2 separate regions of the Homo sapiens genome follow, and region 1 is linked to region 2. Evidence: read pairs that join two places in POLR2A ChIA-PET (ENCODE). Cell type or tissue: OCI-LY7. All regions are shown on one strand.

Region 1 (4,000 bases), 270 kb after region 2:
GCTAATTGACATGTCCTTTTCTAGCCTAATAGTTTAACTCATATTTACTTATTAGGAACTGTGAGTATGTCAAATGATATAAATTTAAAGGGTGAGATGAGACAAATTTTTATTTAGATTTCTCTTTTTAGAACTAATTATTGATACAATTGGAAATTTTGTTGTTTTTGTTGATGGTAATGGTGGCTTTTTAAAGAACAAGCTAGTGACTTAAAAATAAGCATAGGCTGGGCGCGGTGGCTCACGCCTGTAATCCCAGCACTTTGGGAGGCCGAGGCAGCCAAATTGCCTGAGGTCAGGAGTTTGAGACCAGCCTGACCAACATGGAGAAACCCCATCTATACTAAAAAAAAAATACAAAAATTAGCCGGGCGTGGTGGCACATGCCTGTAATCCCACCTACTCAGGAGGCTGAGGCAGAAGAATCGCTTGAACCAGGGAGGCAGAGGTTGCAGTTAGCCGAGATCCCGCCATTGCACCCCAGCCTGGACAACAAGAGCAAAACTCCATCTTGAAAAAAAACAAAAAACAAGTGTAGCTGAACGTGTTGTGGTGCCCATGGGTAATCCCAGCACTTTGGGAGGCCGAGGCAGGTGGATTGCATAAGCTCAGAAATTTGAGACCAGCTTGGGCAACATGGTGAAACCCAGTCTCTACAAAAAAAATGCAAAAATTAGCTGGGCGTGGTGGCACACACCTATAGTCCCAGCTACTCAGGAGGCTGAGGTGGGTGGATCGCTTGAACCTGGGAGGTCAAGGCTGCAGTGAGTCAAGATCACGCCACTGCACTCTAGCTTGGGTGACAGAGCGAGACCCTGCCTTAAAAACTAAAAAAACAGAGGCCGGGTGTGGTGGCTCACGCCTGTAATCCCCGCACTTTGGGAGGCCGAGGCGGGCAGATTACGAGGTCAGAGTTTGAGACCAGCCTGACCAACATGGTGAAACCCCGTCTCTACTAAAAATATAAAAATTAGCCAGGCATGGTGGCGCATCCCTGTAATCCCAGCTACTCAGGAGGCTGAGGCAGGAGAATCGCTTGAACCTGGGAGGTGAAGGTTGCAGTGAGCCAAGATCGGGCCACTGCATTCCAGCCTGGGAGACAGAGTGAGACTCTGTCTCAAAAAAAAACTAAAAAAATAGGCCTGGGGCAGTGGCTAACACCTGTAATCCCAGCACTTTGGGAGGCTGAGGCAGGTGGATCACTTGAGGTCAGGAGTTCAAGACCAGCCTGATCAACATGGTGAAACCCTATCTCTACTAAAAAAATACAAAATTAGCTGGGTGTGGTGGCGCACGCCTGTAATCCCAGCTACTTGGGAGGCTGAGGCAGGAGAATCGTTTGAACCCAGAAGGTGGAGGCTGCAGTGAGCTGAGATCGCGCCATTGCACTCCAGCCTGGGCAAAAAGAATGAAACTCCATCTCAAAACAATAGATAAATAAATGATATAAATAAAAACAAGTGTAAACCCAGAGAGCTTATTTGCTGATCACTGTGCAACATTAGCCAGTGGAAGGCTTTTATCTGTAACATGTATACTATGTATATACTGTTTAGTCGTGAGCCATAACATCAAACATTGACTGATACATATGTGCCGGATTCTGTGAATTGCTTCCCTGGCCCCAAACAGCCTCAGTTGCACCAAATCTGAAATGCATCCTGCCAAGCATTTTCCCCCTAATTGTTTTAACACAGGATATTTTCAGGAAAAGCTTATCCACCCATTTCTAATTCCATTACAGTTCGCCCCCTTAAGATGTTACCTTGCCCAAGCTAATTCTATCAAAAAAAAAAAAAAAAAAACTTTTTACTTCCTCTTTCAAGGTTTCACTACTTTGCAAACAGGTGGTCCATCAAAACAGCTGCCCATGCCCTCCTCCTCAACTCATGTTTGATTCAAGCTCAGAAGGAGCTTTGTTTAAGCACTCAGACTCCTGGAGAGGTTGGAAAACACACCAGCCCGGGATCAGGAGGAGAGAACTGAAGCAAGCACTGAACTTTCTAACAACTCAAACCTAATCTTTCCCTCTCTCCTTATAGGATCAAATGGAAATTGCAAAGGTCATATGCAATAACTCATTCAAGCTGACCTTTTGAGTTCAAGAGAAACTAGGATGACAAGATAGAAGTGTGGCTTTTAGACAGAGGGCCATCCTGCCTGGGGACATCAACAGATCTTGGTAGCTTTATTTTAGAACTAGAAAGAATGGCAGGAGAAGCAACGAGCATCCTCATTAAAGCTGATTTACTGGAGAGACTCAAAATCCTCCTTTCCTCTTTGGTATCACCCAAGTCACTCATGCCAATTTGTGAAGCTGCACATCATTATTTTAATTGTCTGCAGCCCTTGGGTGAGTTTTAATCATCTCAGTGGCCTGGTGGCTACAAGCAGGGCTCTGGACACTACAGTGAAGAGTTTTCACAGGCACATTTGGTGTCCACCAATTCAGATGGGACCAAAGAAACTAAAGGAACGTAGTCTCATTGATAAACTTTGGGGCAAGTTTTGGGTTTTGTTTTGTTCCTTCTCTCATAGCATAGGAGCTAACTGTCCTCTGATGTAACAAAGATAAATCAGAATCAGGCTCTGGCAAAGGTTTGTATTTGATCAACAAAACACTACACAAAAAAGTAGGTAGTCCGGCATTGCCCTGCTTTCCAAAGCTCTCACTGCTATGGGTTCATCCCTGCTAAAATTGCTTCCTTTCTGCAAACCTCCCGATAATCTTCCTAAAGGAAAAAGCCTTAAACAAATGATCCCTCTGCATAGAATGTTAATTGTCAGGTGACAGGAGTGTCAGTGGGTTCAGCTTCAGAGAAATGCTGAAATCAGGGACACACATGTCCTTTCTAGTGCTATTCAGTTCTCCTTATGTTCCTACACACATCCTTCACCCCGGGGAATCCACAGGTCTGTGCCTCAAGAGCCCCAGAATCACTCACCCCAGCCTGGCTGCAGATTCCACCCCCACAGCCATGGGTATGCCCTGCCTGCACTTCTGCTCTTTCCTCAAAGCCATGTGATGAGACAGAAACCTGAAACATTCCTTGGGTGCTCTTGGTATTTGAATCATTGTTTAAATGGGTTTGACACAGCAAAGTTTAGAAACTTTGTGAAGAGAGAAATAGGTGGCTGGGCAGGGATGGTTCACATCTGTAATCCCGACACTTTAGGAGGCCGAGGTGGAAGGATCACTTGAGGTCAGGAATTCGAGACCAGCCTGTCCAACATGGCAAAACCCCATCTCTACTAAAAATACAAAAATTAGCCAGGCGTGGTGGTGCGTGCCTGGGGTCCCATCTACTTGGGAGGCTGAGGCACAAGAATCACTTGAACTGGGAGCAGGACGTTGCAGTGAGTTGAGACCTCACTGCTGCACTCCAGCCTGGGTGACAGGGTGAGACTCCATCTCAAAAAAAAAAAAAAAAAGAAAAAGAAACAAAAAATAAATAAAGAGAGAAATAGGGAAAAGTGAGAGAAAAGATGGGAACTGTCAAAAAACAGTGATCCTGCGGTATGTCGCAGGAGACTCACAGTAAGCAAATGCTGGCCGCCTGGAGGGCAGGCATGGTGCCAGTTGCATTTGGGTGGCCCCATCAGAGACCCTGACGGCTGTTCGTATTGCTGCCACCCTTCTATCTGGACATTTCTTGTAAGATCTTTCAACACTGCTCTAGATTTGTGTAATTCTAATCTCTGTGGCTATACAGAGAAAAATGAGGTCCAACCAAAATAGGAGCAGGGCTCTCTGGAGAATCTCTTGGATTCTAAGGGAGGTATAGCTCAGGGGTGACCTACTAGAAAGTTTGTCTAAGATCTTTACTGCCCACTGGTGTTGCCAGGGAAACTGGCATGGTGGAAGTCGGCCCATGCTGAGCCTTATTAATAAGTAGCTGAGATTTGCTGTCACACAAAGGCTGAGAGACCACCATGACATGGCAATAGACACAGGGTGAGGGCAAAGCAGGGACATGAAAGAACCACAGTTATATGGACA
Region 2 (4,000 bases):
AGTAAAAACTCCCTACAGCAAATGCCCCCATGAAACCTAGATTATTTTTACAGATGAATTCTACTAAATCTTCAAAGTACAAATAATTCCTACTTCATATAAACTATGAACTTCCAGGAAACAGAAAAGGAGAAAAAGCTCCTCCATATCTGTGAGTTCCAAATCTGCAGATTCAACAACCTCAGACCAAAAATATTTCATAAAAAAATTATGTTTCTACCACTTTTTTGTCACTAATCCCTAAACGATACCATATTACAACTATTTATATAGCATTTATATTTTATTAGATGTTATAAGTAATCTAGAGATGATTTAACATATATGAAAGGATGTGCACAGGTTATAGGCAAATACTAAGCCATTTTATATCAGGGACTTGAACATCCTTGAATTTTGGTTTCCTTTGGGAGGTCCTGGAGTCAATCCCTCATGGGTACCAAGAGACAACTGTATAAGTAAATTTAATTCAGCAATGTATTAAAACCTTAATACATTAAGATTACTGAATTTTGGAATTTGGAAACTCAGATATTTAACATTATAAAAATTCCTCTACAACTTTTAGAAATAGGGCCTTTTTAACCCTATAAATTATATCTACCAAAAACCTAAAGTAATCATTTTTAATGGTGAAATATTAAAAGTATTCTCATTAAAACTAGAAATGAGATGAGAATGTTAGCATTCCTTCTATTAGGATAAAAAATCAAAAGCAAACATGGGGCTGGGCATGGTGGCTCACGCCTGTAATCCCGGCACTTTTGGAGGCCGAGGTGGGTGAATCACTTGAGGTCAGGGGTTTGAGACCAGCTTGGTCAACATGGTGAAACCCCATCTCTACTAAAAGTACAAAAATTAGTTCGGGGTGGTGGTGCACACCTGTAGCCCCAGCTACTTGGGAGGCTGAGGCAGGAGAATTGCTTGAACCCAGGAGGCAGATGTTGCAGTGAGCCAAGATTGCGCCACTGCATTCCAGCCTGGATGACAGAGCGAGACCCCGTCTCAAAAAAAAAAAAGCAAACATGGCAAAACATTAACATCTGCTAAATCTGGGTGGTAAGTACATATTTAAAGTATTTTCTATTAAAATACAGAATTTTTGGCCTGGCACAGTGGTGCATGCCTATAATTCCAGCACTTTGGGAGGCTGAGACAGGAGAACCCTTGAGCCCAGGAGTTCCTAACCAGCCTGGGTAACACAGTGAGACCCTATCTCTTCTATTTTAAAAATAAAAAAAACTTAAACACAGAATTTTTAAAACCTTGGCTTTGTTGCTGGGTCAACACTTGTTGAGAAACTATCTGTTCAGGATTATTGCCTTGTGTAAGGAGCCTTTAAATTATTTACCCAGAAGCTAAATGCAAATAGGTTGTATCTGCGCAAACACTTTTTTCTGTGCATCATCACATACATTATTTGTTCCTCTCCAATGGGAGAGAACATTCCCATTTTTCAGATGAAGAACACTAGGCCTACTGAGGTAAAGAGAGTTGTCCAAAGTCTCAAGGATAGCACAGAAGGACCCCGAACCTGAGCCTAGTCATTCAGTACTTTTTCAATAGCATACTACTTATAATGATAACCAGTGGCTAATAGTACCTGTCCTTTATAAGACTTACTGAAAGTTTATATTTTGACTTGTTTGGTAAAATGATGAAGTCAAAGCTTTCCCTGAGCACTCGAAAACAGAGCACTATAAAATGTCATCTTTGGCGGAGAGAATGATAACTGGAAGGTGTGGGTTTGCTTACATGGCAGGCTTAGCAAGAAGCTGGAATCCTCCCATAACCAGGAAATTTGTAATAGATGTGCAATACCTTGAGCAGAAAAGAAAACACATGTACATTAGTTGAAATGTAAATTAGTTCTTCAGTTTCCAAACACATACCTGGAATAGATAATTCTTGATTATTTCACCAATGAATTTCAGAAGTTTTGTGATGTCAACATTTGTGAAGGGCAGGTTGTGTAATAATTACAATAATGGAGGTAAAGGGAGTGGTAGGGGAATTCCAGCTTAGTAAAGATGGTAATATAAGGCTGGTCACATTGGCTCACACCTGTAATCCCAGCACTTTGGGAGGCTAAGGCGGGAGGATCGCTTGAGCCTAGGAGTTTGAGATCAGCCTGGGCAGCATGGGGAAACCCGACTTTACAAAAAAATAGAAAAATTAGTCAGGCATGGTGGCACATGCCTGTAGTCTCAACTACTTGGGAGGCTGAGGTGGGAGGATCCCTTGAGCCTGGGAGGTTGAGGCTGCAGTGAGCTGTGATTCCAACATTGCACAGCCTGAGTGACAGGATACGACTGTCTCCCAAAAAAAAAAAAAAAAAAAAAAAGATGGTAATATAAAAGGAAATTTTAAAAACACCTAAAGCTAAGCAGAAAATGCAGTAATTTACTTGGTATCTACCAAGCAATATCTATTACGTGGTAACTTAATTAACATACTTGAGAAAACATAATTAAAATAGTTGAATTTTTGATGAAAATTTTCTGTAATCTTCACTTCAGGTTTCCCAATTAAGAAATGACAGTGAAGGCTGGGGGCGGTGGCTCACTCCTGTAATCTCAGCACTTTGGGAGGCTGAGGCAAGTGAATCACCTGAGGTCAGGAGTTCGAGACCAGCCTGGCCAACATGGTGAAACCCCGTCTCTACTAAAACTATAAAAATTAGCTGGGCGCGGTGGCGGATGCCTGTAATCCCAGCTACTTGGGAGGCTGAGGCAGAAGAATCGCTTGAACTTGGGAGGCAGAGGTTGCGGCGAGCCAAGACCGTGCCATTGCACTCCAGCCTGGGCAACAAGAGCGAAACTCCAGCTCAAAAAAAAAAAAAAGAAAAAAGAAATGACAGTGAAGGTAAGAAAATATGTTAAAAGTGCTTGAGTCAGTGTTAGAAAATGTTGATTAAATATTGATATGCTGCTAAAGAACAAGTCTAGTTATACTGCTTTGAGCCCTGTACATTTCTTGTACACACTTGGGCTGGCAAATGGAATCAACTGACTTTGAGGAAGAAGGGAAACTCCTAGTAAAATTAGCCCACAGTACTATACAATTAAATATGGTTATAATGGTTAATTTTATGTGATGTGTATTTTATCACAATTAAAAATAATTTTCGCCAGGCACAGTGGCTCACACTTGCAATCCTAGCACTTTTGCAGGCTGAGGCAGGAGGATAACTTATGCCCAGGAGTTTGAGACCAGCCTGGGCAACATAGTGAGACCCCCATCTCTACAAAAAATTAAAAAAATTAGCTGGATGTGCTGGCATGCACCTGTAGTCCTAGCTTCTTGGGAGGCTGAGGTGGGAGGATCACTTGAGCCTGGCAGGTCAAGGCTGCAGTGAGCTGTAATGGTGCCACTGCACTCCAGGCTTTAATAACTTTATAATTATAAAAATAATTTTAAAGATTCATACATAAACCCAAATATTTTACTTGCCCCATCTATAGGAATAACCTGTTATGTTAAAAAAAGCCCAAAGTATCAAAAGCATTTTTAAGCATAAGGCCTAAAGTACCAGAGAAGAAAAAGAAGTGAAATAGAGGTATTATGAGATGAATTCAAGTCAAAAAAGGAAAATTATACCAGTAAAAGCTGGAATCACAGAAACAACAAAATCTAGTTTTAAAAAAGAAACTAGTATCAAGTTCTATTATTTTTATTTTTCATTTCTGAAAGATGATGAGTTAAAATACTCAAACCAGGGTACTTCCTCTTTGACAACAGCTTCAAATATTTTCAATTTTGCTTAGAATTAAAATAGCATCCAACTATCTGTACATATTATATAGGTTGGAAAGGAAATACACTAAGATGATAAACAGTGGTTAGTTCTGGTGGTAGGATTATGGGTGATTTTTGATTATCTTTATTTGTGCAGTTTTCAGTAATAAACACATGTTATTATGTTATAAATAATCAAAACAAAACACCAACAAAACACGAACTCCCTGAGGGCTGGTGCTTTTCGCAGGCCCCATGCTGT

Evidence for each region. Peaks named below come from ENCODE experiments on the same cell type or tissue, not always from the same donor. Only the 100,000 strongest peaks of a DNase experiment are listed, where the experiment ranks them.
Region 1: POLR2A ChIA-PET joins it to region 2 with 6 read pairs; 2 of 35 experiments call an interaction of 5 or more read pairs at or near these places.

The regions. Positions count from the first base shown.
Region 1 is chr2:202,003,566-202,007,565 of GRCh38, forward strand. No RefSeq gene overlaps it. Among named protein-coding and RNA genes, the nearest start is that of FZD7, 28 kb to the right of the region's middle. In OCI-LY7, no CTCF peak of the experiment used is centred here; a DNase peak (open chromatin) is centred at 1,856.
Region 2 is chr2:201,736,915-201,740,914 of GRCh38, forward strand. ALS2 (alsin Rho guanine nucleotide exchange factor ALS2) reads right to left here. Exons shown (of 34, transcript NM_020919.4): 12 at 1,756-1,821. Among named protein-coding and RNA genes, the nearest start is that of MPP4, 40 kb to the left of the region's middle. In OCI-LY7, no CTCF peak of the experiment used is centred here; no DNase peak of the experiment used is centred here.